2 separate regions of the Homo sapiens genome follow, and region 1 is linked to region 2. Evidence: chromatin loops called from intact Hi-C (ENCODE). Cell type or tissue: ovary. All regions are shown on one strand. Links, peaks and the distances in the headings refer to the core of each region. The heading gives the core; the rest is flanking DNA.

The links. Hi-C counts contacts between places; a loop is a spot of excess contacts. Peaks named below come from ENCODE experiments on the same cell type or tissue, not always from the same donor. Only the 100,000 strongest peaks of a DNase experiment are listed, where the experiment ranks them.
Region 1: a loop joins it to region 2, with 3 times the contacts of the local background. A loop is called at or near these places in 12 of 110 quality-filtered maps.

What each region holds. Positions count from the first base shown.
Region 1 is chr4:76,485,213-76,500,989 of GRCh38, forward strand. The region is part of intron 1 of SHROOM3 (shroom family member 3); the gene reads left to right. Among named protein-coding and RNA genes, the nearest start is that of SHROOM3, 58 kb to the left of the region's middle. In ovary, for the core only: no CTCF peak of the experiment used is centred there; no DNase peak of the experiment used is centred there.
Region 2 is chr4:75,994,549-76,009,981 of GRCh38, forward strand. CXCL9 (C-X-C motif chemokine ligand 9) reads right to left here and starts at 12,961. Exons shown (of 4, transcript NM_002416.3): 1 at 12,838-12,961; 2 at 11,600-11,726; 3 at 10,261-10,345; 4 at 6,727-9,151. The coding sequence starts at 12,901. The coding sequence ends at 9,050. It overlaps SDAD1-AS1 (SDAD1 antisense RNA 1), which reads left to right. Exons shown (of 3, transcript NR_125906.1): 2 at 1,558-2,196; 3 at 10,525-11,394. In ovary, for the core only: no CTCF peak of the experiment used is centred there; no DNase peak of the experiment used is centred there.

The sequences.
Region 1 (15,777 bases), core at 4,872-12,871, 490 kb after region 2:
AAATAACCTGGACTCTGGGTACTTTTTTCATGTGAAAGGAAGGATTTTGAGCTCTTTTTGGCTAAAGTTGATAAGAAGGATTGGAAAGTAGCTTAGTTCCTAATTGAGGTTCTCTCCCTGTCTCTAAATATAAATAGAAAAACTCATGGAACATTTGTGAGAGAAGAGTTATATGTTTAGTTGCTTAGAACATTTTATTTTAGAAATAAATATTTAGGGATACAGCCATTCATGGTGTTTTCATGAACTTATCCCTTATGAATGCATATGATATGTTCATTCACCTCTTTGTAGAAGCTTTGATCGTTTTGCACAAAACAGGAAGTAGTAGTAGTGGCAGTATGGATTTGGGAGGGTGAAGTTAGCTTTGGCCAGGTGATCTCTGCATATCAGACTATTAAAGGCAGCGCCTTTACAGAATGTTGGCTGGGCTGTGACTCATGCTTTGCTTTGCACTCCCTAAAGAGGCTTTATGTATCGCCTCTTTGTCCTTTCCCAAGTCATTTGAAAATAAATAGAAGAGAGAATAATGTGATCAGGGGCTCTAATTGTATTTATTGCTTATGTAGGGTTGTAGTAGATACAGGGATGTTTCCTTATTCTTTATGTCTTGCACATCTGAAATGTGTCATAATAAATGATATTTTAAAAAACTAAACAGAACAACTAGTTTTGGGAATTTGTCCTACATAGTCATATGACTCATCTGCATAGATCCTAATATGATCATAGCTTGGCCATTTCCATTTTTTCTGTTTTTCTCCTTCTTAAACACAAGTGGAATTTTTATTTTATTTATTTATTTATTTTTTGCGTTTTTCAATCTTGGATAGGACTAGTTGCTTCCCACCTTTTCTGAGGTACAGAAAAAAATAAGTGCGTGCTGCCATTTGCTTAAAGATCAGCAGTTTCCATCTCTGCAGGTCAGAAAGGAAGTGAATACAATGTATTGGATCAATAAGCACAGATATTTGCAATACTAACTATACCAATTTCAAAAACACAGTAAGTTGTATATTTAATTGAAAGTTCAGAAAGGACAAACAGTAGATGACAGCTAATACAGTTTGAAAAGAATGTTTAAAATGTGCAGACAAAAGATTATTTGCCTATAAACAAGATTGATAATTTATAATCATGTGATGGATTGAATCTCTTTCATAAATATTTGAATAAGATGGGATCAAGGCAGTAAAGTTGATCATGAAGCTTTACCTTGTCAATCCTCATGAGTGTTGACAATACCTGTTGGGAATAAACCCTGTAGCCTGGCTGACCAACTGATATCTATATCCCAATCCACTGGCACATCAATAATTTTTGTAAAGTAAAAAGAAAAAGAGGGAGAGGGAACTGTTTGTTTGATGGTGGATGGAGAAAGTGTCCCAGGAAAGAAAGCTACATGCTGGTGTCTTAGTGGCAGCCAGGACCACCCTGTGTGGACATGTAGTTTGTACTCTGCATGACTCCTGGGGGCATCATTCACATAGATTCCTAAAGGAATGACGCTCTCTATGGTTGTACAATCTCAGCCCTAGTGGTAATCATTTATTTGGCAATCTGGAAATGTTTCCAGAAGTATCCCTTGTGAAGGACAAAGGTCTACTGTGTATCTTGCATATTTCATTATTAACCCTGTGACTTGTGCTGAGTAACTACTTAATATCTATTCAGTGCTAAAATAAGAGAAAGGCAACTTTAAAAAAAAAACCTTTTTGAGACATAATTCACATATTATAAAGTTCACCTGCCTATAGTATACAATGATTTTTAGTATATTCATGGAGTAGTGCAACTATCACCACGATCAATTTTGAAACATGTCATCACCACCCCACCCCCAGAAAAATAAACCTCATGCCCATTAACAGTCATTCTCTGTTCCTCTCTTGCCCCAGCTCCTGGCAACCACTTATCTACTTTCTGTCCCTACAGATTTGCTGATTCTGGACATTTCATATAAATAGAACCATATACTGTGTGGCTTTTGGTGGCAAGTTTCTTGCACTTAACGTAGTGTTTTCAAGGTTTATCCATGTTGAAGTAGCATATATCAGTACTTTATTTCTTTTTTATTGCCAAGTTATATTCCACTGTATGGCTATACCACATTTTATTTATCCATTCTTTAGTTGGTGGACATCTGAGTTGCTTCTACTTTTTTGGCTATTATGAATAGTGCTGTTGTGAATATTCATGTACATTTTGTTTGTGTGGACATAAGCTTTTAATTCTCTTAGGCATATATCTAGGAGTGAAATTGCTGGAGAGAAAGGCAATTTTAATTTAGAAATCTCTACATTATTTGCTTTTATATTTAAAGTCATCTTATTAATGGTATATATCTGGCTTGGCTGGTAATTCTGGGTCCTGTATCAAACCTCCGCCTTACAATCCCCATCCATGTTGTGAGCCGGTAGGTGAACCACAGAAAATTGAAATGTACTACTGGGTTAGTCTCTTTGAACAGGGTCATACTTACATTGAATTCACTCTGATTTATTATTTTGCTACTGCACTTGGAACACAGACAGTATTCACTAAGAATTGGAACTATAGACTAGAAACAGAGGTTCCCTGTTTTCATTAGTCAACTCTCAAAGGATGGAAGCAGCCAATTTCAGACTATTCTAGGGCTCTTGCTCTCTTAGTTGCTTGCCATCCTTCTTTCTTTTGGCCTTTTTGCATTTCATTAGTGTCACTTACAGAGCTAAGAGAACACAGATAATTCATCCAAAGTATTTTTATAGTCTTTAGGTGAAAAGAACTTTTAATATGTGTGTCATCTTGGTTTCTATGTCCCTTGTAAATTATGTTGTTTACCCTGAAACTATGAAGAAGCTGCAGTTGACTTCCTTCAACCTAATCTTAGCTTCTAGTATTGTGCTATTGGAGTTATTATTGAGGATGATAAAAAGAGTGTATAGTATTGAAGGCAAATTGTTTAAGTGTGTAAATTATAATTTGTTTTTTTTAAAGGGGGTTCACTAACAGACTAAGGACCATCAGAAAGATTTTTTTAAATAGACCATATTTTTAGCAACGTTACACATAGTTGTAGTGGTTATGACTTTGCAAAATAAACATCGTCTTAGAATTGAGGTCCTAGAATTAATGGACTTAAGTCTGATTTTTAATGGGCCAAAGCTATTTAAACTGTACATGCATTAACAATTTTCTTAGTGGCATGTATACTTGAGTAGGAGGTTATAAAGAGTAGACAATGAGAATGATGCTGTTTGACTTTTAAAGGGAACATTGTTTCATTGGAGAGGAATAAAATATGGACTTCTCTTTAAGCAAGGCAGTTTGCATTTCTGTTGGCCAGATTTCTTGAGAATGTGATAAAGCATTAGCCCCACCATTTCCAGCATCCTCCATTTAATTCTTCTTAGACTCTTTTCCACAGAATGAAATTGATTGATTCATGGCTGAGGGTTTGAAAAGAGAGCCTTGGGGAAAATTTTAAGAAGTGTTCCAGGAGGCCATAAAGACTGTTGACAGGTGGCCAAGCCCAGGAAAAAAGTATTAGTAATAACAACAGCTCACCCTACATAGCTCTTAATCATATGTCAGGCAGTGCACTAAACACGTTACATGTACTAACTCATGTGATTCTCACAACAATCCTATGAGGTCAAAACTTGTTTTTATCCCCAATTTAGATGAAGGAATTAGGGCACAAATAGGTTAAGGCAATTGTTCAAGGTCACACAGCCACAATGTGAGCCCAGGTGGTCTAGTTCCAGAGTCAGTACTAACCACTAAGTGTGCAGATTACTAGAAACTTGGAGACACTCCAACTCCTGAATATGGTGCCTAGCCAGGGCTCTGGAGGAAGCAGGCAGGGCAGGGCCCAGGTCCCTGCCAGCACTTTGCCAAAATGAACTGGTGAACTGAGGCACTGTCATGACCTTTGCTGCTTGAATAATTTCAGACGGCAAAAGAAGCCCAGTCATGTGAAATTCCTTTGTGGCTAGAAGATGTCAACAGGCACAGATCTAGCTCATCTTTCAAGATATGCAATTTTTTTTCTTAACAGAATGAATGCTCCTGTATATAATATTGTCCTTTATGGTGGCTGGTTCATAGAAACTGACAAAGAAGTCAAATTAAGAGCAGTTAAAAGTTAAAGATGTAAAAGTTAAGTCACAAGACCCAAGTAGAGTGAGAAGAAGGTAATTTGTGTGTCTGTTTAATCCCTGGCATGACCTTTAATCTCTGCTACTTAAAAATTACAGATGCAATCTTAACTATGGCATAATGAAACAAAGACCACCACTTCTTTTTTCTTTCTGCTTTTTGAAGTTGCGCAGATGTCAGAGGAAGATAAATAAATACTGTTAACAGCTTCTGGAAGCATAATGTGCTTTGAAAGAGTGAGTCAAAGCTCGAGCCAGGGTTTATGGCCTCAGCAAGTCGAGGTTTTCCTGATGACAAAATGAGGCCTTGGGGTTTTGGAGGAAGCTTTCTTGAAGAATGAGCACAGCCAAGAATGGTGCTACACTTGGGACTCTCCTTTGTCAATAGAAAAAGACAAAGGACCCGTTTATAAAATGGATATCAAGTAGCAGATTAGAGGGACATAGTTGTGTCACCGGTATGATGGTCGTAACTGCAAGTTGTCCAGGTTCTTGGTGTTTTGAACAAAGAATTGGACAAAACGCCCAGCAAAGCAAAGAAAGAATGAGGCAACAAAAGAACAAAAGCAGGGATTTATTGAAAACGAAAGTACCCTCCACAGTGTGGGGGCGGGCTGAGCAGCAGCTCAAGGGCCTGGATATAGAATCTTCTTGGGTCCAAATACTCCCTAGAAGTTTCCCATTGGCCACTTCATGCTCACTTCATGTAAATGAAGTGGTAGCATGCAATCAGTCTGATTGGTTACAGAAAGCCAACCAGAGGCTGAAGTGAAGTTACAAAGGTCACACTCCTGTGCAAACATCTGGTTGGTTGCAAAAAGCAACCAATCAGAGGCTAGAGTGAAGTTACAAAGTTATACTTCTATGAAAAGGAAGACTTAGCCGGCAATCAGTCTGACTGGTTGTGGACAGCAACCATTCAGAGGCTGGAGTGGAGTTACAAAATTACAAATGAAGACTTGACCGGCAATCAGTCTGATTTGTTGTGGACAGCCAGTTTCCCATCTGACATGCAGAAAAGGCAGGGGGTTTGCAAAGGGAGTAGCTTCTGGTCTTTTTGTATTTTTTTTTCTTTTTTTTAGTAGAGACGGGAGTTTTCACCATGTTAGCCAGGATGGTCTCAATCTCCTGACCTCGTGATCTGCCTGTCTCGGCCTGTCAAAGTGCTGGGATTACAGGTGTGAGCCACCGCACCCGGCTGCTTCTGGTCCTTTTATTACTTAGGCATGAAAAGTTAGGGTTTTCCTTTCAATTTAGTCCTAGGAAGTTGGCGTGAAACAGCCTTAGGTTCCCTGCCTCCAGACCCTATTCTCCTGCCTCAGTTGAATTGTATTTCAGCAATTGAAATCAGCTAATCGAGGACAGACACCTCATATATGTTACCCACCTACTCTCCCTAATATGTAGAATGCCTATATATAAAAATAATAGCAAGAAACAATAATTACAACTTATTGACACCATGTGTGCCCTGTACTAGCATCACCTCCATTTTATGTGGGAAAGAACTGTGTTGGAGGGTGAAGTCACTAGCCCATATTACACAAGTCTTTTAACTACAGAGTCAGCTTTCTTAACCACTGGAGCCCATTGGGGTTGGAATAAGGCTTTGGAATATCTTCTGGGGTTAACGGGGGAATTCTTGAAAGTTTTCTCAATAGGAAAGTCACGAAAAAGTGGTATCGCTGCTGGAAGGCAGGATGGTTTGGCAACTTTTGAACTGTGGTCTGACTGTGAAGTGATAAGAGTCTGAATTAATATGCTCAATTAGAGTCAAAAGGAGAGGCAAGATGGAAGACTCCCTGAGAAGGAATGGGTGATCCTTGAGACATGGGCACTGACCAGATGTGGGAATTAGGGAAAGGAGGGAGTCAAAGATGAATCCAAGATCTCCAGAGTAGTGTTAGAATGCTTGTGCCATGAATAGAAATGGGGAAATAGGAGATTAAGCCAATTTGGAAAGACTTCTTGGCCTGTGTTGGTGGCAGGGCACTGCCCCACAAAGCATACTGGTTAGTGGGAAATGTGGCAGCTCTTTCTTCATTGTCAGAGCCTTTGTTTTACTACACAGAAGCTTAAAACGCTGGATGCTTGCTTTCCTAGACTCCCTTGCATGTGACTGAGATCCAGTCATGAGGCACAGGTGGATACTTATTGGAAAGATTTTTCTCTCTGATAATAAAAAGTCTAGCAAGAAAAACCTCTTCCTGCTTTGGGTTTCAAATGCAAGGATACCATGATGTCATGCGAGGAGCTGCTGCAGCCATTTTGCAGTCTTGAGGGACAGACCAAGAAAATTAGGGGAAGCTGACTCAGAGCCCTGACACTGGGGAGCCCCTGAAACAACACCAGGACCGTCTGCCTCTCTTATGTGAAAAAAGCACCCCCCAACCCTGGTCAAGCCATTTTTAGATGAGTTATTTTGTGATTTGCAGCCAGAGCATCCAAATTGATGCAGACTTTGTGCAGGTCACAGATCACCTTGATCTGAGCTTTGCTGTGTTTTCTATTTTGGATATTAATTTTGGAAAAACACCATGTGGGAAATGATCATCACAATTGCCCACTGAAGCCTCCAAAATAGTAAGAGTTCCAGAAAGAGAGAGAGAGAATGCACTTTGGATACCATTTCTAGAAAATGAGGGCTTTTTAACAAAAGTCTGTAAAGGCCGAACAGCCTGGCCCAGATCTTAGGCCCGCTTTGCTGCTAGGTGAGAGCCTCTGTTAGGTTTCAATAGTGCAATGTGCTTCTCAAATGACAACGGGGCCCATTAGTAAATTAAACATTCCCATAGCCCCTAGATACAAACTGGGCGAAAGAAGTATTTTCCGTTTTCAGAACTGCTGCTCTTTTCATTTGCTTCTTCCCACCTTCCTTGACATTTGCTGGTGTCTGCTGCCAGGAAGGCATGTTTAGCTCAGTGATGGATGTGCACTAATGAGAATTAGCCTGCTTTGTGGAGCTTTTGAATCAGAGCAAGTATGCTGTTCTGAAGGGCTGAATGACTGGTTGATTGAAAAGTAATTGATTGCAGAATTTCAAAATGAGATTCAAAAGGTACATTACAAACTAGATTTCACAAAAGCCAACTTTCTTTGTCATGTTCTTCTTTTCGGTCATTTTATCCTTTTTAAGTTTACAAAATTATTTTAGAATTTAGTACCAACTTCACCATCTGATTCCTGAAGCTTGGGGTATTATATACATATAAAGTTTATGATAAATTCTCATGATAAGGAAAAAAAACCCTATGCTACATAGATTCTAGTCCTGACTCCGCATTAATAACTGCCACTCAGGGAAAATTGTTTAACTTTTCTGAGCTCCCATTGTTGTTGATAAAAATGTTTGAATAAATCATGCATGAGATCCTATACACGTGAACTTAGACTTTCTATGGTAAGACACAGATTCTCATATTCTACATGGTATTGGGCTGGGGGTCTTCCCTATGCTCCTCTCTGAGAAAACACTCCTGCAGACAGAGAGCAGGCAAAGAAGCCTCTTGCTAGAGGAGTAATCTCAACAAAATTTGGTTTTGATCGTGGGATTCTGGGTGGAGATGCTAGATAAAAGATGATGCAGTTGGGCACGGTGGCTCACGTCTATAATCCTAGCACTTTGGGAGGCCAAGGTGGGTGAATCACCTGAGGTCAGGAGTTCGACACCAACCTGACCAGCATGGTGAAACCCCATCTCTACTAAAAATACAAAAATTAGCTGGCCATGGTGGTGGGTGTCTGTAATCTCAGCTACTCGGGAGGCTGAGGCAGGAGAATTGCTTGAACTCGAGAGGCGGCGGTTGCAGTGAGCCAAGATCGTGCCACTGCACTCCAGCCTGGGCAGCAACAGGAGTGAAACTCCATCTCAAAAAAAAAAAAAAAAAAAAAAAATGCCTAGTTACATTTGAATTTCAGATAAACAAGGATTTTATTTTTAGTATAAGTATGTCCCAAACATTGCATGTGGTATATTTATACTAAAACATTATTCATTGTCTAGTTGAAATTTGAATTTAGCTGGGAGTCCTGTATTTGTATTGGCTAACTCTGGCAACCCTGATTCTGAGAGGAATAATTGATGGTAATGGCCTGAGCCTAAATTGCTCAAAATAAGCAAAGAGGAGCTGCAGAGGATTCTTAGGTCTTGATAGATATGGTGTCCTGGGAGGGGCTGAGTAGGTTCGGCTAAAGGTGAGGGGAGTGAAGGGACTAAGATACATATTAGGAGCCTGGCTAGGACGAGAACCCTCCCTCCTTTCTTCCTCACGCATTCTTAAGTATCTCCTCTACCCACTTTGCTTTTATAAACCTTAATTAGCTTTAACGTAAAGTGAAAATATTGGCCGGGTGTGGTGGCTCATGCCTGTAATCCCAACATTTTGGGAGGCCAAGGTGGGCGGATCACAAGGTCAGGAGTTCGAGACCAGCCTGGCCAACATGGTGAAAGCCTGTCTCTACTAAAAATACAAAAATTAGCCGGGCATGGTGGTGGCCACCTGTAATCCCAGCTACTCAGGAGACTGAGGCAGGAGAATCGTTTGAAACCGGAAGGCAGAGGTTGCAGTGAGCTGAGATTATGCCACTGCACTCCAGCTTGGGCAACAAGAGTGAAACTCCATCTCAAAATAAATAAATAAAGTGAAAAGATTAACTTTCTATGATAGGCTGTCGTTTTGGCATCCTTTTTACGGTCCTTGTTCCTAATTTTGAAATGAGTGGGTGGACCTTATTTTTCTCATTCTCCCTGCTCACGGCCCCCTCCCTAATTCAATTAATATCTGCTGGTGTGTGCCCCAGATTGATTTTTTTTTTTTTTGCCCTCTGTGGACTAGTTATTTCTCAACAGAAAAATGATTGCCAAATTTCTGAAATTCTTTTCTAAACTTCTGAACCTTTTCAGGTGTTATTTATGCTCATCATTCAGTTGTTTGTACATTCTTCACTCACATAGCAAATCTTTAGGAAGTAAAAGAATTGCACTAGGGTTTTACCCTGGTATGTAGCTGTGTGGAGCACTTCAGAGGCAGAATTAACATTGTGCGCTACTAGTTTTATTCCTGTTTGTCAAACAAGATCACTTAACACCTCTGCATTGGGTAACCATGCTTTCCCATGAAGCGAGAGGACTGCTGAGCTTGAGCAATGGCGGGGACCTCTCCCAGATGGTAAGTGTTTTAGGGCACAAGGTCATTATATTAAAAGTAGCAAGAGAATGAACGGGAATCAGGCGGAACATACTGATACTGACACATGTGTGGCACAAGAAATTGCTAAGGTAGGTGCCTGATCGTAAGGGGGTGTCCCCTCCAAATATTGGCACTTGAAAGCAGCCACAAAACCTGGTATTTTAGTTATTTATCCTGAGGGTGAGTAGTGGGAGGGACCTTTCGTGGTACCCTCTGTGTGGTGCTTGCTGTGGTCCTTGTGTTGTAGCCTTTGATGTCCAATGTGCAAGATACAGAATTTGGCAAATAGAGGTCGTTTGTCAAGGTTGGTTCTAAAGGGGCTGCCTAAGTTTGTCATCTATGCAACATAATTCAAAGGCCTGTTCTGTTAAAAAACAAACAAACAAACAAACTCTTAACTACCTCAGAACCACGAGTGAATGCAGAACATTTATTCAGAACAGCTTTCTTCTATTTAGGCACCAAGGCTACTAAAAAGAAAATGATGGCCCCACCATCTGGGAGCTTACAAAATTAAGCAGATGGTTAAAATGCAGTGTAACAAGAGGTGTGGTGATAGATCACACTGGGTTAGGAGCCTGCTGGAGGCACGCAGTACACTGAGGACTTCCGCAAAGAGAGAAGCCTGTAGACGCAGGAGATTGTAAGCGTGGACACTGTAAAAGCTGCTATTGGTGCCATGCCCAGGTCCCCTTAACTGGATTGGTATCCCCAGCTGTAAGCTGTTGTATTGGCTGCTGAGGCTCACAGCTGCACTCTCTTGTGGAAAATTGTGTTCTGCTGAAAGGAGCAAAAAAAATGAGGTTACATACCTTCCCCCCAGGGATGGCCTAGAACCAATGACTGATCAATAAGAAAGTACAAAAATCTGGCCTTCTTGCATCAAAGCAGACAACTCTGTGTGCCCTTCCTGCTCCAGAGATCTGATGCAATCAGGCTGAGAACAGACTTCAGCTGGAACCACATTTTCACTTCTGTGCCTTTCTGCTTCCTTCATTGCCCTATAGGATTCTCCCAAGAACATCCCTCAGTACATCGCTTGTAATGAATCCCTGTCTCTGACTCTGCTCCTAGGAAACCCCTGATAGCAGAGAAGCAGAAGTTGAGCTATTCTGGTGTTCAGGGCTCATTTTTCCTGATGTGGGGAGAGGGAATAGACGAAGTGGTTGGGAACATTGGTGAAGGTCTGATGTGAGGCATGTGAGCAATGTGGAGAATGGGAGCAGTGTCTGATATCAACTTAGGTGAGAGACTACCATATGTGTATGGCACCAGTCTGTATTGTGGTATCATTTTCTTCAGCACTCAGCAGCCTGGGGTATAAAAACACAGACATAGATGACACAAGGTTGTAGTTCTGGCAGGCGGATGCCATAGGAAGTCAAGGAACCAGGCACGACAAGAAAGGACTTGAAGATAGGAAGGAATGACTAGTTTGAGAGAAAATGGAGGTGTCAGTGGACCAAAGCTGTTCATACAATGGAAGAATATGTGTGATGACCAAAATACAGGTAACAAGTGTCAAGATTAGGAGGCTAGGCTAGTGTGTTGAGAGTTTGGAACAGGAGAACTTAAGATTTGAAGGTTTAAGCATTTCTGCCTAATGACATGTCTAGGATATGCCACAGCACAGGTGTGTGAGTGAATTGGAGGGTGTGCTTCTGGGGTGAGGAGGGCAGGGCACTGCAGTGTTAGGGAGCTGGATGGGCCATCCTCTTGGACACTGCCAGCACTGAGCCACAGTAGTGGTCCAAGGAATTCACACTGCACATGCAGCTGTTACCTGCCCCAAGTCCCAGAGATGCCATCACTTCCTGTGTCAGGCCTTCGTGGAGCAGGTGTCCCTAATGAAGGCAGTGGGCAAAGACAAATGACTTGGAGGTATGGAATTTCCCAAGGAGACCCTTTTGTGGTGGTATAGAAACCAAACCACTTGTTAACAGGTTAAATATTTCCCATCTTTCTGTTTTCATGCTGACATAGGTGTTCTTGGACTCATTGACCCTCCTGGTAAATCTCCCAGTCAGGAGAGTTCCACCCTTATTGGATCTCATTCCATCATCCTCCTATGTATTTCGACTTGCTGTCCTTGTCTCCTAATCATCTCAATGACCCAGGCATTGAAGAATGAAGAGTGCCATGATATTGTAAGAGAAGCAGTTTGATGTAGTAGACAGGGTCATGCTTTTCCTTCTGCCTGGATTGTTCCCTATTCCCTTCCTCATTCAGTCAATTCTTACTCATCCTTTCCATTTGGCTTAAATGTCTCTCTTCTCCCCAGAGTATTTCAGAGTCCACTTCTGTATTATATACTCTCAAAGCACCTTATTCCCCTTTGTGACTCTTATCACAATTATAATTAAACAAACAAAAAGATTATTTCATTGCTTAAGGTCTATCTGACTTGATAGCATGTAACCTCTATAAGGATAAGGCTGTCTGTGTTATCCCTAGCTGCTAGCATGGTGCCTTACATAAAGAATGTGCTTAATAAATATTTGTAGAACAAATAAGAGACGTATATGGAACTGAGAGTCCATTTCTGTTTTAAGGCATGTTCCTATTTAGCTGTGTGATCTTGGACAAGTCACTTCAGCTCTCTGAGCAAAATAACTTCTTACTCACTTTAACATTGTATGATTTCTGATTTCACAGTCTATCAGCCAAACACCTTAACAACTCTTAATCCCAACAGTATGTCTGGGCTAACTAAAAGCATTCATCTGGAACTTCTTAAAGTAGCTTGTTCCTAGAGAAACTATTTTTCCTTGTGTTTCAGTAATCTCTTTCTAAGTAAAAAATAATTCCCACATTTAGTGGCTTAAAACAATAATTTGCTCTCTCAAATAAACAAGAAAAAAGTAATAATAAAGATCAGAGTGGAAATCAATAAAATAGAAAAATAAAAACAGAGGAACATAACATAGAGACTGTGCAATGTTTGGGGAAAGAATATCCAAGGCAGAGGTACTGCTAATCCACAGGTCCTACAGCAAGGCATGCCTGACATGTTTTTTAAAATCAGAAAAGAGGGCTGGGTGCAGTGGCTCATGCCTGTAATCCCAGCACTTTGGGAGGCTGAGGTGGGCAGATCACCTGAGGTCAGGAATTCGAGACCAGCCTGGCCAACATGGTGAAACCCTGTCTCTACTAAAAATACAAAAATTATCTGGGCGTGGTGGCAGGCACCTGTAATCCCAGCTACTTGGGAAGCTGAGGCAGGAGAATCACTTGAACCTGGGAGATGGAGGTTGCAGTGAGCCGAGATTGCGCCACTGCACTCTAGCGTGGGCAACAGAGCAAGACTCCGTCTCAAAAATAAATACATAAATAAAATAATAAAAAGATAAAATAAAATAAAAATCAGGAAAGAGGTCGTGCATGGCTGGAGCAGAGCACCCAAAGTGTATCGAGCCCCTGGTCAATGTGAGGACTTCGGCTTTTCCTTTGAGTATGATGGGAAACCCCTGGATGGTTTTAGCAGGGAAGCAATGCAATTTGAAGTCATCAGCTCTCTCCTTCTGTGTCAATTATAGTTTGTTCTCTTGCCTCTAGTCATACAAAGTTGTATTTCCCTGGATTGTGAGACAGAAAAATCTAATTCTATATGATCAGAGATAGGCTGTTGCTTTGGGCAGGTTTTTATTTCATGTTTATAGATTAAGAGTTTGCACTTTCAGTTCCCAGGGAGTTCACACAGATGGGGTGACTGCTTTGTCTTAATTGCAATTGTCATGATGTATGCGTACTTTCCTAGAACTGGACTGAGGCTCAGATGGATAGATAGTTCAAGGAAGATAGATTAACAGAGAGAGGGAGGGAGAAAGAAAGAGAGAGAGAATAGATTAAATGGATGGATGGATGGTTAGATTAACAGACGGACAAAATAAATGGATGATGATAGGAGGAGGAGAGAGCTCGTCCTCTTTGAGGCAGTGTATAAGGAGGACTGGTTGACTTTTTCTTTCTTTGTGAATCACAAACAGAGTTTAGAAGTGGTATGTTTTCATTAACGCTACCTTAATTAATATCCCCTTAATCATCAAGTATATTCCATTTTGACAAAATAGAAACTGAATTCCTTCTTATCTCCCAAAGGCAATGGAAAGGCTAGAGAGAGCTGGCACTGTGCTATTACAAGCAGATGAGAGGCATATTTGCTGAATAACGAGAGTAGCTAACAGTACTGAACTTTGCCCTTTTGGTGTGGGACTCTTTCTTTCCTGAATGTTCAATAATGTCTGGCTCTTTTCCTTTGTGTTCTGGTTTTATGCAAACACAAATTACACTCTTGTTGACTTCACTGTAACCCATGAAATTAAAGAAGGGGAAATTGGAGTCCTATAGAAGGCAGTTTCACCAGTCCTGCCTCTTGGATTTGTGCGATGGAAACTGAGAACAGCTGTATTTTTCTAACCAATTTTATGAGAAAAGAAGTGTCCCCAGCAGTAATCAGCACAGGCACATGATAGGAACAGACAGAGATGCTGCTTTAAAATCATATATTCTAGAGCTGAAAGCCATCTAAGAGAGCATCCAATTCTCCCTCATTGTATAAATGAAGAAAGTAACTAAAACTCGGAGGTACCTGTTCACACTTCTTGAGTATATACTAATTATGGGAAGCAACGTGGCATCACAGAAATACCACAGGCCTTGTGGAAGTCTGTGTGGGAATCATAGCTCTGCCACTTCCTAGCTGCTGTGGCTATTGGGCAAATTATATTATCTCTTTGAGCCTTCTCTCATCTGTCCCTGCTTCATGGGCTGGTTATAAGAATCACATGATATAAAATATAAAGCCCTGGCACAAAGTAGATAGTTAATAAATAGTAGTTATGATTAGCTCGCTTTTGTTGCTAGTGACAATACAGAGTAAAAACCATCTCAGCAAATACTTAGAATAGGATTTTAAAATGTCAACCAATGGCAAACTTGTTTGAAGTAAATTTCAATATACTGAAATTCCAATATAATTCAGGGAAACAAACATTTTTATATAAAATATTGTGCTATACACTAGAGTTAGTTCAAAAATAAGAACAAGATCTGGGTTCTGCTTTTAAGGAAATGAGAGTAGACATGCACGCTAGGCTGCCTTTCAGTGAGGGCCGTGGGACGGGCCACTGGGGAGGAGGGGACATGGGTCTCTGGGTGCACAGAAGAGGTTCTTCCTGGACAAGGAGCTCAGGGAAGTCTTCACAGAGAAAGTAACATTCGAGAGGTTTTTAGAAGGGTCTAGAAAAACAGATTGAGGGACATTCTTATTGAAGGGGGCCCCATAATTACAAATACAAAGTATATTTAGATTTAACCAACTCCTCTGTTTAAATGAGCATAGAATATGTGAAGGGCAAAGCTTAAAATAAAAATGATAGCTACCACTTACGGAATTCACTCATGTATTCACTCTTTTGCTCGTTGTGCAACTCTGTGAGGTAGATTATTATCTCCATTTTGCCAAAGAGGAGACAGGCATGGGCAGGTTAAATGTGTTGCCTAAAGGCCTCACAGCTGGTAAGCAGTACCAAACTTGAATTCAGGTCATCTGACTTCAGAGTCCATGCTCCAGTTCGGACATTAGACAGTGAGCTTGACTTTTTCTGCTAGCCGCTCCAGATCTATACCCTCCTCTTCTCCCTGCTGCTCGGGGACCCAGGATGCTGAGCTGTGTGGGCTCTGTCAGCATGCTCCCTTGGCCCTGGTTTCCCGTCATAATAATGGAGGGAAATGGGAGATGGGGCCTCAGGTTTGCCAGGGCTGTATCCCTTTGTTAGAGGACACAGCTCCTGTTGGCCAGCCGCTCTTGCAGCTACAGGTCTCCCTGTGTTGAAAAACTCTTCTGTCTCCTTGTCCCAGGACAGCTAATGCTAGCCTCAGAACACTTCACCATCTCATGTTGGTTCCTTTAACCCTGTCCCTGTCTCAGTGAAGATCGGAATTTGGGGGTTATAGGATAATCTGTTCAGCTTTAGTGGATACTACCAAATAGTTTCCCAAAGTGGTTATACCATTTTTTTTCCTACTAGCAGTGTAGGAAAGTTTCAGTTGCTTCCCCCTTTTGCCAACTCTTGGTATTTTCTGTCCTTTTCATTTTAGCCATTCTAGTGGGTACACAGTAGTATCTCATTTGTGATTTCAGTTTTCATTTCTCTGAGAACTATGGAAGTTGGATACCTTTTCGTGCGTTCATTGGCCATTTGAATATCTTTGGTAAAGTATCTAAATCTTTTACCCTTTTTCTTTTCTCTTTCTTCTCCCTCTCTCTCTTTTTTTGTTTTTGAGACAAGTGTCTCTCTATTGCCCAGGCTGGAATGCAGTGGAGTGATCCCAGCTCACTGTAACTTCAAACTCCTTGGCTCAAGAGATCCTCCCACCTCAGCCTCCATAGTAGTTGGGACTACAAGCGCACACCACCACACTTGGCTAATTTTTAAAATTATTTT
Region 2 (15,433 bases), core at 7,434-15,433:
AGTTCTTCAGTGGCATAGAAGGCTGTTATGAACTGCATGATTGTGTCCCGCCAAATTCATATGTTGAAACCCTAACCCCCAATGGGATGGTATTAGGAGGTAATTAGTTCATGAAGGTGGAGTCCTCATGATGAGATTATCATCCTTGTAAGAAGAGACACAAGAAAGCTTACCTCCTTTCTCTCTGATCTCTGCCATGTGAGGATACGAGAAAACATCTGTTTGCAAATCAAGAAGAGTGCCTCATCAAATACTAAGATACTAGATCTGCTGGCACCTAGATTTTGGACTTGCCAGCCTCCAGAACTGTGAGGAATAAATGTTTGTTGTTGAAGTCATCGAGTCTGTGGTAATTTGTTATAGCAGCCCAAAACCTTATATGATCTGACCCCACACTATCTCACTGGGCTCCTCTCCCATCACTCTCCCCTTTGCTTACTCTGCGCCCCTTCAACCCTGCAATGATCCCCTAGCTGCCTTAAATGTGTCAAACTTCAGGCCTTCACACTTGCTGTTTCCTCTGATTCAAGTGCCACAAGCCTTGCTCTCTCATTGTCAAGTCTCTGCTCAAATGACAACTTATTAGAGATGTCTTCCCTGACCTCACAGCCCTCTGCTCACCCCACACTCCCTTCCCCTGCTTCATTTTCTCCAAAGCCCTTATCCGTCTCTGATATATCGTATACTTACTAGTTTAGTTGTTTATTGCCTGTCTTTATGCACTAGAATATGAGCTTAATGAAGACTGTTTTGTTCATTGTCTATCCTGTACACTTGGAGCAATGCATGCATATAATAGGTAATCAGTTAATATTTGTTGAATGAATGAATGAATGCATGGATAATCTCTAATGACTTCCAATTCTTCAACTGTGTGATTTATTAAAGCAGGAACTTAAAATATCTTGGACAAACGCAGATAAAATTTACCTGAAAATCAGTAAGTGACTAACGTGTGAATCCTTGTTATTACCTTTCTCATTAGAAACCAATGATATTGACTGTGTTCGGAAAAGCCAGTCATGTCTTCATCCTTTTCTGATTAAAATATATTGTTTTATTATTATTATTATTTGAGACAGGGTCTTGCTGTGTCACTCAGGCTGGAGTTCAGTGGCACAATCATGGCTTACTGTAACCTCAGCCTCCTGGGTTCAAACTATCCTCCTGCTTCAGTCTCCCAAGTGGCTGGGACTATAGGTGTGCACCACCATGCCTGGTTAATTTTTAAATTTTTTTGTAGAAATGAGGGACCGGGTGGGTGGGTCTGGCTATGTTGCCTGGGCTGGTCTCAAACTTCTGGGCTCAAGTGATCCTCCCGCCTCAGCCTCTCAAAATGTTGGGATTACAGGTGGGAGCTGCGATGTTTGGCCTATTGTTTAAAAAAACTGTTAGATTAGCCACTAGAGGGAGCTCATGCTTTTCTTGTTAACGGGAAAATTACATGATTTGACATGCCCACAAACTAAACAGAAATCTCATAAAGAATTATAGTCCTTAAAGCTAATTTAATTTTTTATTGCATTTTCTTTCTTCTTTCTTTCTTTCTTTTTTTAGACGGAGTCTCACTCTGTTGCCACGCTGGAATGCAGTGGCACGATCTCGGCTCACTGCAACCTCCGACTCTCTGGTTCAAGCGATTCTCCTGCCTCAGCCTCCTGAATAGCTAGGATTACAGGCATGCGCCACCACGCCCAGCTAATTTTTCTAGTTTTAGTAGAGACGGGGTTTCACCATGTTGGCCAGGATGGTCTCGATCTCCTGACCTCGTGATCCGTCCGCCTTGGCCTCCCCAAGTGCTGAGATTACAGGCGTGAGCCACCGCACCCGGCCTTTTATTGTACTTTCTTCCTCCTCTCTCTCTTTTACAGCTTTGTTATGAGTTTTCCCCACAAGCCCATGTATTTCTTTGCTCCTGTGGGCAGCGAAAACTTTTGGCCTTGCCTCTGGACAAATCTATCAGGGCTGATAGATTTTGTCATTGGTACAGGCCCTCGCTTCTCATCCACCTCCACTGCCTCTCTTTTTGCTGATCCAAGGTCCCCAACATTCTCCCTAGCTGGCAGAGATCATCCCTGTTTCCCCATTATTCAGAGAAATTTAGCTTAGTTTTGCTTTAACTTCCATACCATCAAAAGTCCTAGGCCCATCTCTCCCTAATCAAAGGCTCCATACAAAAGAGACATCTGCCCTGAGGTAAATTCTGAGGCTTTCAGTATTGCAGAAGTGATTGCTGGCATTTCTTTTTCTAAGCAACACATTTTTTCCCTCTCTGTTATATAGTTTATTTTGACATGTATCCTCTTACCTAATAGATTGTGATTTTTAGTTCTTCATTCCAGAGGAAATGCAGGTTGTCTACTCCAATGGTTAAAGAAAGCTGGTGGTAGATGGCTGTACCTACTTGGTCCTATACTCTACCAGAAGGCAGAGGCCAAGATTTAGTTTTCTGGAGATGGAGATACCAGCAAGTCCTTCCTTCTTTTTTTCTTTGAGCAAAACAAATTCTTTATTAAAACAGTTGACTTGAAACAGTATATTATATCTAAAGGAAGAGTTTTTTTTTAATCTGTATAGCAGACTTTTAAAGAAAGCAACTAGTTATGTATAACTTGACACCTTTCCCTCTAATCTTTTGTCAGTTTGCCCCAGTTCATAATCTTATTAATGGACTTAGATTAGACTGTTCCTTTGTGATTTATTCATCTCCTTAAAATGTAGGGTCCAAAGTTGAAAGTTCCCTCCTGAGAACTTTAAACCAATGTGGGTATCAAAATGCCTCAAGTGACTTCTTGGCTTGTGATGACTTGGGAGCTAATTCCACTCCCTATTAAGAAGTGTTGCCTGTTTTTCTTTCTCATTTAATTTCATCTCCTGTCTATATAGGCCAAAAACGAGACAGTACCTAAAGTATCTGTGATTGTAGTCTCTCTTTATCTTCCTTTCCAATAAGAAGGCAACTTTCCAGTTTCCCCGTAAGGATAAAACAACTACAGATAGCTTCCTCCCAGTTAACTGACCTAGAGATCGCTAGCATTTATTTATTTATTTATTTATTTAATTTATTTTGAGACAGAGTCTCACTCTGTTGCCCAGGCTGGAGAGCAGTGGCACGATCTCAGCTCACTGCAAACTCCGCCTCCTGGGTTCAAACGATTCTTGTGCCTCAGCCTCTCAAGTAGTGGAGATTACTGGCGTGTGCCACCACGCCCAGCTAATTTTTGTATTTTGAGTAGAGACAGGGTTTCACTATGTTGGCCAGGCTGGTCTCAAACTCCTGACCCCAAGTGATCCAGCCACCTTGGCTGGGATTACAGGCGTGAGCCATGGTACCTGGCCACTAGCATTTAAATTCATAAGAATAGTTTACAGATTAAATACGTCTGAGTCTTTTATCCATTGCTCTAATGTATAAAATTTGTTCAGGCACAGACTGCTTTCTAGTATAGCAAAATAATTGAAGATTTTAATCATAGAACAATCCTTACTAGTTAAAGTCATTTTATGACAGGGCATGGAGGTGGATATCAGTGTGGCCAGGAGGATTCTGGGATGGAGTCATGGGAAAAGTGGGACTTGAATCATGTGTAGGTGGGAGTCAGATGAGTTGGAAAGTAGGACAGGGCGAATAAAAGAATGAGCAATGCGAGGGCAGAAATGAGCATGAGATGAACATGACAAGAGTAGTTGAAATTGATTTGGAAAAGGCCTAAAATGAAAATTTAGGGTGAAGTATATGTCAATCAACTAAAAAATACATATTAGGAGCTTCCTAAGTGCCAGGCACTGCTCTAGGCATGCAGTAGTGGGGAAGACAAAGTTTCCATGGTCGAGAAACCTAAATTTGTACATGTGGTAGGGTAGGAGGGAAGATATAAGTACACACATTATTTTAAAAGGTAATTGTAGATTGTGATGGTTTGATCATTATATCTAATCATGATAAAAGAAAATGAAACAGACTCTAGCCACCGGATTTTTAAAATTGTGTACCCTTCTAGTTAAAATTAGAACAGCCATCCCATCTATGTATGTTTTGTTCTCTTGTTAGTTTATATTAGCATTATTAATATGATCTTCCACAGGAATTTCTTAGCAGGAGTCTTTTAGAGCCACTTGCCCATTTTGTGAAGGTTGGCTTAGTGAGCACTCTGTCTTGTAATCCTTAAATCCCCTTAACTACATGCACATAAATGGAAACTCATGTTGCAATCTGCAGAAGGTGAATGACTGAGTGAGGGCACATGCCAGCCCCTCAGTTGTGGCGATGTCACCTTTTCCTCAGGAATTTCTTAGCAGGAGTCTTTTAGAGCCACTTGCCCATTTTGTGAAGGTTGGCTTAGTGAGCACTCTGTCTTGTAATCCTTAAATCCCCTTAACTACATGCACATAAATGGAAACTCATGTTGCAATCTGCAGAAGGTGAATGACTGAGTGAGGGCACATGCCAGCCCCTCAGTTGTGGCGATGTCACCTTTTCCTCAGGAAATTAGCACATGACAAATGATTTACAGTCAATTTTCAGTTTTTTCTTGTTTTTTAGACAAAAATGTAAGTTCTAAATATTTTCATCAACTCCATAAGGTACACACACTGGAACCACTACCACTACCAGAGAGAGAGTCTGGGGAAAGAGTGGTTATTTTACTAAGGGTCATAAGAGAAGGGGACTCTGTGAAGTGACATTTAAACTGAGACTTAAGTGATGAGGCAAGAACCGCCATGCAAAGAAGTGTGTGTAGGCCCAGGTGTTTCAGGGAAGCAGAGCCACTATGAGTATTATGAGGATAAAAATTTACTATAGGATTCAGATCTCACAGATGAGGAAGGATCTCAGGGAGTGAACATCTAGAAGGGAGAGTCAGGGGATCAGAGGAAGAATCAGTGACTGGTCCATCAGAAGCACTGGGACAGTTGGACAAATAGAGCTTGTGTGAAAAATCCAAGAAGTTAAGCCCGTTCAGCGCCAAATTGGGGCTGCTAGGGTCTATGGGAGCTGTTGCTTCTGTGTAACTACCGCCTCTGTGGGTCCACTGCCAAATATCTGGGTGGGGGGCCTGGGACCATCACTGATCATGAGGCCAGCAGTCCTGAGCATAAGCTGAACATGGAGGAAAAGAGCAAGGACAAGCTGGGATCCACTGGCTACCAGTGTGTCTGTCAATATGTCTAATCAAGATTAAGGGTCACTCCTTCACTTTTGATTTCCAAATCTCACATGAGTTCTTCTTTGGCTAACTATAACCTGGAACCACACAGGGAAGGAGATTCTGGGAAATGTAGTTGTAAGACTAACCAAGTTGATATAGTACAACCCAGAACCACAGGGAACAAAAACCCCAGAAGGCAATGAATTCAGTGTGCTCAAGAGACATACAGAAAAAAGGTGATGCTGAGGCTCAACAAAGGAGGGGAGGGTAGAGGGAGCATGATTAGATAAGCAGGCAGATCCCAGCTTATGTTAGGCCAGCTCATGGTATGTTTTGACTTAATGCTAAGCTGCAGGATTTTAAGCAAGGTGGCAGCATTCTGTAAGTTATTTTTTAAAAAGATTATTCTAGTTGTCATGGAAGTTAGGGAAGCAAGAGAAATGTTGAGAAGAAGAGCCAACAGGGAAAACAGCAGGCTACTGAGGTAGCTCAGGAAAGAGACAATGATGGCCTGGACTAGGATTATAAAATACAGATATTGAGAACTGGTCAGGAAGCCTTTTAGTCTCATTTCTCCAACATGTTTTTTCAGTGCTGGAAACATTTCTCTCTCTATGAGATGTAGGATCCATCTGCTGCAAGGAAGATGCAGCAGAGGTAAGTGGTTAGGGAGGATCTGGGACAAACATTGAGGACTTTCTCTGCACCAAGACCTATGCTGAACCTGCTCCTCACAACAATCTGGAATGAGGAAAATGATGCACTGGGAGGTTAAATATTATACTTTAACCAGGGTCACACAGTTAATAAGTAGTGGGCCCCTGATTCTAACCAGGATATCTCAGAATCCAGGATCTTAGCTCCTTCCAGAGTCCTGTTGCCTCTCAGGTGAAGGCCCTTGTGAGAATTCATGTCTACCATTAGCAGCTGTTATCTGCCCGAATATTACACCTGTCTGGCCTCTAAAGTGTACATCAAGTGTACAGGCTGATGCTCTTCGTTCCACTCTCAACCTTCTTAGAGACTCCACGCTGCGTAATGCCTCCAGCCCAAGTTTCCTGGACCCTTAAATAATTCATTCAGTGTTTAGGTCTCCATCATAACTACTTGAGGCTTTACAATATTTAAACATATACAATTTTAGGGATAGAAAAGAAGACGTGTTGGCTTCCTGGGGACACACCTCATTGGAATAGTGTTACTCTTGAGGATTAGGAAATACATTGAATTCTACATAATGCTTTTTTTTTTTTTTTTTTGACAGAGTCTCACTCTGTCACCCAGGCTGGAGTGCAGTGGCATGATCTTGCCTCACTGCAACCTCCACCTCCCGAGTTCAAGTGATTCTCCTGCCTCAGCCTCCCAAGTAACTGGGACTATAGGCGCATGCCACCATGCCCAGCTAATTTTTGTAATTTTAATAGAGATGGGCTCTCACCATATTGGCCAGGCTGGTCTCAAATCCCTGACCTCAAGTGATCCGCCCACTTCGGCCTCCCAAAGTGCTGGGATTATAGGCGTGAGCCACTGCGCCCAGCCCCACATAACTCTTTTAAATCAGTGTTGTTGTAAGGCAGTGTTGTCATATTTTCCATAGGTTTTTTTTCCTGTTCCCGATCGACCCTTTAAAGAGCTTTCATGTGTTATCTCAACTAGTGTTACACTTTATTTGAGAGAAAGCTAAAAAGTAAATAAGGACATATAAGATTTACTATTAAACATTCAACAGTTGAAGGGTACATTCAAGAGAAAAAAAATCAAGATCTGTTTTCTGATTAATGGTCTATTTATTGATACCATTCTATTTTAACAAAGAAAATATTTCAAATTACAAGGTATACAAGTCAATACTGTTTTGAAGTGAAAAATTATTTGCTTTGAGAGTGTATGCATGTATGTATATATATGATAAATGATTATAACGTGTGTGTCAGTGACAATATGTAGTCTTTGGTTGTTAGTTATATACTGTCTACCTGTGAGATGCAAGGTAAGTGGGTCACAGACTCTCAAATTTATGAAACACTTAGATTTTTCAGGGAAGTTACATGAAGGAACTAGGGAGTTTCATGATTAGATAAGACGTTCGGGTGGGATCTCCACCGGACAGCACTCTAAATCATCAGCAGTGTGAGCAGTGATTCAATTTGGGAAAGTGAGTATAGGTTTAAATTCTGGCCACAGACAACCTCTCCTACACAATTCACTGAACCTCCCCTGGAAGGAGGTTTCCACATCCTGCAGAGGCTAACTGGGCACCAATCATGCTTCCACTAACCGACTTGGCTGCTTCCTCTAGCGCTTAGTACTTCACCGTTCCCTTTCTTCATGGGAGATGGTGTGGTAATTGATAATCACAATACAAACTCTGAAACAAGTAAACGGACAATAAAACTCATATTTGCCTAAAATGAGTTTCGATAAGGATCTCGGTGGCTATCTTGTTAGATCTTAGAAAGCTGAGGCTTATTGAGAAAGCCCTTTTCCTTCGGGAAAAGGAATTTTTGTATGGTTGGGAAAAGGTTGGTCACTGGCTGATCTATAAAGTCCTTTTCATTGTAAGATTATATGATTTTCGGTAAACTGTATATTTTTTAAAAACAGTCCAGAATATCCGCAAGTGTTTTACCACGTGCTTCTTATTGTTGGAGAAGCTGAGCAAACATCCTGTCATAAAAAGACAAGGATGTTGCATCATCCCTGGTCCCTGTAGTGAGTGTCCTGAAGATAATAAGTAAGAGGTTACCAGAGGCTAGCCAACATGGAGTAGCCAGGAAAGAGCCAGCACCTGCTCTGAGACAATGGTCTGGTTGCCATCCTGCCCATAACAACATCAATTAAAAAATTATTAAAACCTAGTTCCACAGTATTATTAGGCACTGTGGAAGAAACAGGGAAATATACTGTGGCTCTTGCCCTCAAGGAGCTGACAATCTGGTTGGAGAGATAGGATAAACACCCAAGAATTAGTTAACCATTGAGTGTTCACCCATGTGGTACTGAACCAAGTGAAACAGGAGTTTTAAGATAATTTGTGTGTCCAAAAAGGTTTATTTAAGAGGCAGGACTTGAACTAAGCTGGACTGAGTGAGGATGAATTGGGAGAAGAAAGCACTTCTGTGGGGTGTTGGGGACAAGATGAGAAAGGAGTTGACTCAGATAAATCAGAGCATATGACAGGTGCACTGGAGAGAAGAAAGGCACTGCATTGTGGTAGGATGGAGAAGAGCTGACTTGAATGAAGCAAAGGGGAACAAAAAGAAATAAAGTGGTCAGCCTGAGCGGGCAAGATGGAATCACATGGCTTCCAAAGCCAGAAAGGAGGCTCTGAAAGCCACACACTGGTGATCTCCAGTGGTGATACCCAATAACAATCAGCATGAATCTCTCAGACACATTGTGTGTGAGGCCTGTAGGCTGATTCAAATACAGAGGTTGATGGCCACAGCAGCTTGGTGAGGTCCAGCTCAATTTCAAACTGCTTGGCTCACCAGCATGCTAACAGGCTTAGGACTTGCTGACATGTGCCTCAGATACTCTCTGGAGGCTGCAGTACGTGGAAGCCTAGGGCTGCTCTTCCAGGCAGCTGTTGTGAGTGGGATGTGGTTGGGTGAACATCTGTGTAGACATGGGTATTGCTAAAATCATGGCCTTAAGCATGATGAAATTCAACTGGTGGGTGGTAGAAGAACAAAGACAATCATAGCCTTTAACAATTCTTAACGTTTGGATTCTTAAAATCAACTTTCTAACTTTAGTTACAATTTCAGAGTAATGTTTTAAATTTTCTAGTCAAATTAATAAGCCTTTGTATTATATGCCATCCTCCTTTGGAATGATAGCGGTATAATTAAAATAGAACATTTTTAACACAGAATACTTATTGGTGAAGTGGTCTCTTATGTAGTCTTCTTTTGACGAGAACGTTGAGATTTTCGAACTTTCAGAACTTTCTTTTTTTGATGTTTTTTCCCATTCTTTTGCTTTTTCTTTTGGCTGACCTGTGAGAAGAAGGGGAAAAAGGGCAATGTTTCTGAATCTTACCATTTTTACTTCCTTTTATTTGGACTCTCCTGATCATTGTCTCATACCCACATAGTCTCAAAACCACATTAAAGTCACTTCACTCTCAGAGGGGCTCCCTTAGATTCTCTCTACTTTGCTCACTTTGAGGAGGAGGCAACAGCCTTCAAACTGGCTGTCTTTTGTCTATTCTTCTGGCTTATTACATTCTCCTGGCAACCTTGCTTACCACTCACCTGCCCCAGCTACAACCCTCTGAAGGTGGCACTATTATCATCCACGTTTTACATAGGAGGAGGCTGAGTTCTGGAGAGGGTGACTTTCCCAAATCTAGACAGCTAGTATGTGGCAGAACCTCCAGTCTGTGAGACTCCAGAACCCAATCTCCCACCCACATATTCTGTGGCTCTCTTCAAATCCAACTCCTTAGTATGCCATGCAGGATTCCTCCCGCTTTGTCCTGATCTACTTTTCTGCCTCAGTCCCTTCACTCTCTTCACACAAACTCCAGCCACATTAATGGAGGCTCCCTGAACACAGCAGGTTCTCTCATGATTCTACTCTTCTGCTCATGCTGTCCTTACCTTCCTGGCAAATTATTTATCCTTCAAGACCCAAATCAAATATCACCTGACATGAGAAATCTTCCTTAACACTTTCTCCTGCCCCATTCCCCCAGCAAAGTTAAGTACTCCCTCCTCTATGTCGTCAAGATTCTTGTGCATACTTTTATATTTCTCACATTGTACCATAATTATTAGCATATGCACTACAACAGGAAGGGACTATACCTTATTATCTTTGTATCCTGTGTCTACCATTCAATTCATTACATATTTATTGTATTAAATAAGGACAAGCTCTGTACCCCCAAGGAACACACATTCTTCCAGTGGGAGACAGAGAGGGGATACTATATGTAGGAACCTAATTTTGTCCTAGGAACAAAATAGAAGCACCATAATATGAATGAAAAATGTATTCTTAAAAGTTATGTATTCTTATAGTGTTAATGAAAAAGCAGATTCTTTGTCTTCTAAAGTTAATTTCTAAAAGAAAGAAAATTTTGATCTTCCTTTTCACCAACCTGTTTCTCCCACTTTTTAATCAGTTCCTTCACATCTGCTGAATCTGGGTTTAGACATGTTTGAACTCCATTCTTCAGTGTAGCACTGCCAAAGAAATAGCAATGAGATAGTTTTTTCTCATTAATAATTTAAATGCTTCTTCTCAGAAATAATGAAAATCAGTATGAATTGTGCTGAATTTTCTAATGAAACTACTTAAAATTATTTCCTAGGACAAGATGAGTCACTGGTTGAATTTTTTTTTTTTTCTTTTTTTGAGACAGAATTTCGCTCTGTTGCCAGGCTGGAGTACAGTGGTGCGATCTCAGCTTGCTGCAACTTCCAACTCCTGGATTCAAGCGATTCTCCTGCCTCAGCCTCCCGAATAGCTGGGACTACAGGCATGCGCCACCACGCCCAGCTAATTTTTGTATTTTTAGTAGAGACAGGGTTTTACCACATTGGCCAGGATGGTCTCAATCTCTTGACCTCATGATCTGCCCACCTCAGCCTCCCAAAGTGCTGGGATTACAGGTGTGAGCCACTGCACCCGGCCCTGGTTAAATTTTAAAAATTACTTACAGTAGACTGTCTGGAAATAATTTAAATGTTCCTTTAATTTTTCTGTATAGTCTGAGAATAAGAGTAGTCAAGGATGACTTATAAAGACAAAATATGCACACATCCTTCAACCTAGCAATCCTAATCTCTAGAAAGGAAAGAATTACAGACACAATACTGCCACAGTAAGTTTTATTTCAGCAGTAAAAATTTGGAAATAATCTATATTTCCAACAATAATCCTGGTCATATAAATTATGGTTTATCCATATGATGAAATACAGTTTGGCCATTAAAAATGACATTAAGTAAAAATGACATTATTAGAGATTTACTGACACGAGAAAATGTTCATGATATAGTGTTAATGAAAAAGCAGATTACAAAACAGTGTATAGTATATGATTTAATTTTTGTGCTTATATACGTGTATGTAAAAACATATCTATGTTATGTGCACACGAAGCAAGTAAGGAAGATTTAGAAAACTGTATACTAAGGGGTTAACAGTATTTGTCACTCAAGGGTAGAATTATGCGTGATTTTTATTTTCTTCTATTGTGTTACCTGCATTAAACATTTTGTACAATAAACATGTGTCATTCTTGGGGCCTAATCTACCAGAAATTCCTTGCATTTTTAAGGAGAAGAAAAGAAAGGAGCTGCCCAAATTTATGGAGGGGGTAACCATCTGATTTTTAAGTGTTTGTATGGGCAAGCACTCCAAGGGTAAAACTCATGCTAAATTTAATGTTCTTGCCAATATGGTGCATGCATGTTAGCTGGGTTGTTACTTACATGATTTCAATTTTCTCGCAGGAAGGGCTTGGGGCAAATTGTTTAAGGTCTTTCAAGGATTGTAGGTGGATAGTCCCTTGGTTGGTGCTGATGCAGGAACAGCGACCCTTTCTCACTACTGGGGTTCCTGAGGGAAAGAAAAAGATAGAACACATCAGTATAGGCCAATGTTTCAGTTTAGGTGATCTATCAAAATGATACACTTGACTGAGTCATGATTATTGCTATCATTTACCGAGTGCCTAAAAATAATCACCACAAACCTTTGAAGGAGGTATCATCTCTATTTTATACATAAGGAAACTAAGGTTCAGAAAGATTAAGAACAAAGTCATACAGCTTTTAGGGAGCAGGGGCAGGGTTTTAGCCCAGATCTCTCTGAGTCCAAAGGCGTTGCTCTTAACTACCACACCGTAAGTCCGTGGGAGAAAAAGAGACTTTCACAATATTTAATAAATGCCTATCACAAGACAAACAGATAACTAATTCATGTATGCTATGCTGATCACAGTTTCTTAAGCAACTCCTAAACCATCTATTATTTATTATCTGACCTTAAGGAATGGAACTGGTGTTGGTGTTGAATAGAAAGCACTCCTTTGTAACCAATCACCACTTTCATCCTCATCCTCTCTCCTCCCCACTGCCTTGCTTTTCAATAGTGTTTTAAATTTTTGAAAACCCCTTAAAATACATTATCTTAATTCTTAAATTCATATATTTACTTGGTACTTATTGTACCATATGCCATACATTGTGTAGCAGTCAGAAAAGGTATAACTACAAAGTTCTATTTTACAGATGATGAGGAAACTGAGGTCTAGAAAGATTAAGTAATTTGTCCAAGGTAACAAAGATAGTTAGTAAATAGATTAGGGACAAATTCTCTGATTATTGGTTGGATCCTTAATTGGTTAGCCACAGATATACTTAGCAAAAAACAGTATCAGGGAGAAGAAAATAATTTAGGAGATAGAGTTCTCATTATTACCCAGTTCAATGAACATTTATTGAACACTTACTAGGAATTCATACACCTAGACTACAAAGACTTGTGTTTGACTTGGCAGATCGAAGTTATGAACTTTGGATAACTGGTCATGTCACTGAGAAGCTTTTATGACTGACCAAATATTACTCTTCAATGCAGGCAGAACATTCACCTTTATCTGGCTAATCAAGATTCTTTTACAGTGAATCACTTCTCTTACTTTACAACCTAACTCAGAACCCCTTACCTTGCACTCCAATCAGAACCAGCAAGATGATGCCCAAGAGGAAAAGAACACCACTTTTCTTCATAGTGATAGAATGGAGTTCCAAGTCACTCCTGTATTGGATTTTGAGCCTGAGAAATTCTTTAGAGAACACATTTTGGGGATCATATTTATTTAGGATATTCATTTCTCTCCTAAACTCTGATTGGCTAGTATCTTTAGCTGAGCTAACTAAATTGACCACAAACTTGATTGTGCTGGGGGAAACCCTAGTCTCAGATCCAAGGGAATTTCTGCATGTTTTTATTTCCATTTCACATAAATGGGTGGTTTATAGTAAGGGATGTGAAACTAGCAACACTGATAGCCTTTGGCACATTCACAGTTGCTCACCTGTGTGAAGAATAGGTTATATAATGAATATACTAATGTTATACAACAAAGGTTGGAGATGTGGTTTCCAGATGGGAAATATTAAAGTCCAGATAAATAATATACTTTTCAAATTCCCTTACTATTTATGGCATATTCTTCTGTATAATAGATGGCTACATTGATATTTTCTTATATTGCCCACTTAACAACTTAAAGCACCTTAATTTCCTCTGGGACCAGGTCATTTTCTACTAGTGGTAAGCTCATTCTGTATCATTCCTGCTACAGTATTATTTTTTAAACTAATAAATTGGTTAGAATAAGGGGTCAGTTGCATGTAAGAGACCCAAATTAACAGTGGCTAAGAAATGCAATAAAAATGAAGATAAATAGCTGGGACCTAATTAAAGAGCTTTTGCACAGCAAAAGGAACAGTCAGCAGAGTAAACAGACAACCCACAGAGTGGGAGAAAATCTTCACAATCTATATACCTGACAAAGGACTAATATCCAGAATCTAGAATGAATTCAAACAAATCATTAAGTAAAAAACAAACAATCCCATTAAAAAGTGGGCTAAGGACATCAATATACAATTCTCAAAAGAAGATACACGAATAGCCAACAAACATATGAAAAAATGCTCATCACTAATGATCAGGGAAATGCAAATCAAAACCACGGTGTGATACCACCTTACACCTGCAAGAATGGCCATAATCAAAAAATCAAAAAACAGCAGATGTTGGTGTGGACTTGGTGATCAGGGAACACTTCTACACTGCTGGTGGGAATGTAAACTAGCACAGCCGCTATGGAAAACAGTGTGGAGATTCCTTAAAGAACTAAAAAGCAGAATTACCATTTTATCCAGCAATCCCACTACTGGGTATCTACCCAGAGGAAAAGAAGTCATTATTTGAAAAATGTACTTGCACATGCATGTTTATAGCAGCACAATTCACAATTGCAAAATCATGGAACCAACCCAAATGCCCATCAATCAATGAGTGAATAAAGAAACTGTGGTTTATATATACACAATCGAATACTACTCAGTCACAAAAAGGAATGAATTAACGGCATTAGCAGTGACCTGGATGAGATTGGAGACTATTATTCTAAGTGAAGTAACTCAGGAATGGAAAACCAATCATCATCTGTTCTCACTGGTATGTGGGAGCTAAGCTATGAGGACACAAAGGCATAAGAATGATACAATGGAGTTTGGGGACTTGTGGAGAAGAGTGGGAGCGGGGTGAGGGATAAAAGACTACAAATAGGGTGCAGTGTATACTGCTTGGGTGATGGGTGAACCGAAATCTCACAAATCACCACTAAAGAACTTATTCGTGTAACCAAATACCACCTGTACCCCAATAACTTATGGAAAAATAAAAAAAAAAAAAACAACAACAGAAAACAGTGGCTAAGATAGAAGCTTATTTCTCCCTGAGAGATGTAGGTGGATTAGCACTTGGATAGTGGCTCTTTCCCATGAGGTCTTCCAGGCTTCTCCTTTCTTGTGTTGTCACCATCTCTAGATTGCTGCCCTCATGCACATGGCCAAAGGTGGCTTGCCACCATGTCCAATTTCCAGGTATAGGATGATGAGAAGGCAGAAAAAGGGCATGTCCCTCCTTTTTAGACATCCTAGAAGTTGCACCCATCATTTTCTATCACCTCCCATGGAGGCAGGCCTTAATCACATGGCTACACCTAGTTGTAGGGGAAGTTAAGAAACGTCATCTTTATTTTGGTTGACTAGCTAAAGATTGGAGATTTCCTTATTGTAAAACAATGTTTCTCAACGTTTTTTTTCATTATGGACTCAGCACTGCATGCGTGTGTGCGCGCATGTGCACCCACACACACACACACACCCCCCCACATTTCACCTTGCTCTGAGAAAAAATAAAATGAACTGAAAACTAAATTTAATTTCTTCCTGAAGAGAGAAATCAAATGCTAAGAAATAAGATTTTGTTGGGTAGGGTTGAACCTTGGTAGGCCACTAGTCATTGCAATATCTAAAATTTTTTAGCTCTCCAAGAACCAATATTTTCCCCCTTGGGAGCAATTTACCTCTCTTCCCATTGACAATGCATGCTGTAGAATTGGAGGAAAATGGATATTAGCATTTCATGTCACATGGTGCACATTTTTTGACTGACTTCTATACAGATTATTAATACTTAAATGGAATTACAGAATTCTTTTTGAATAAAACATGTGGTGACCA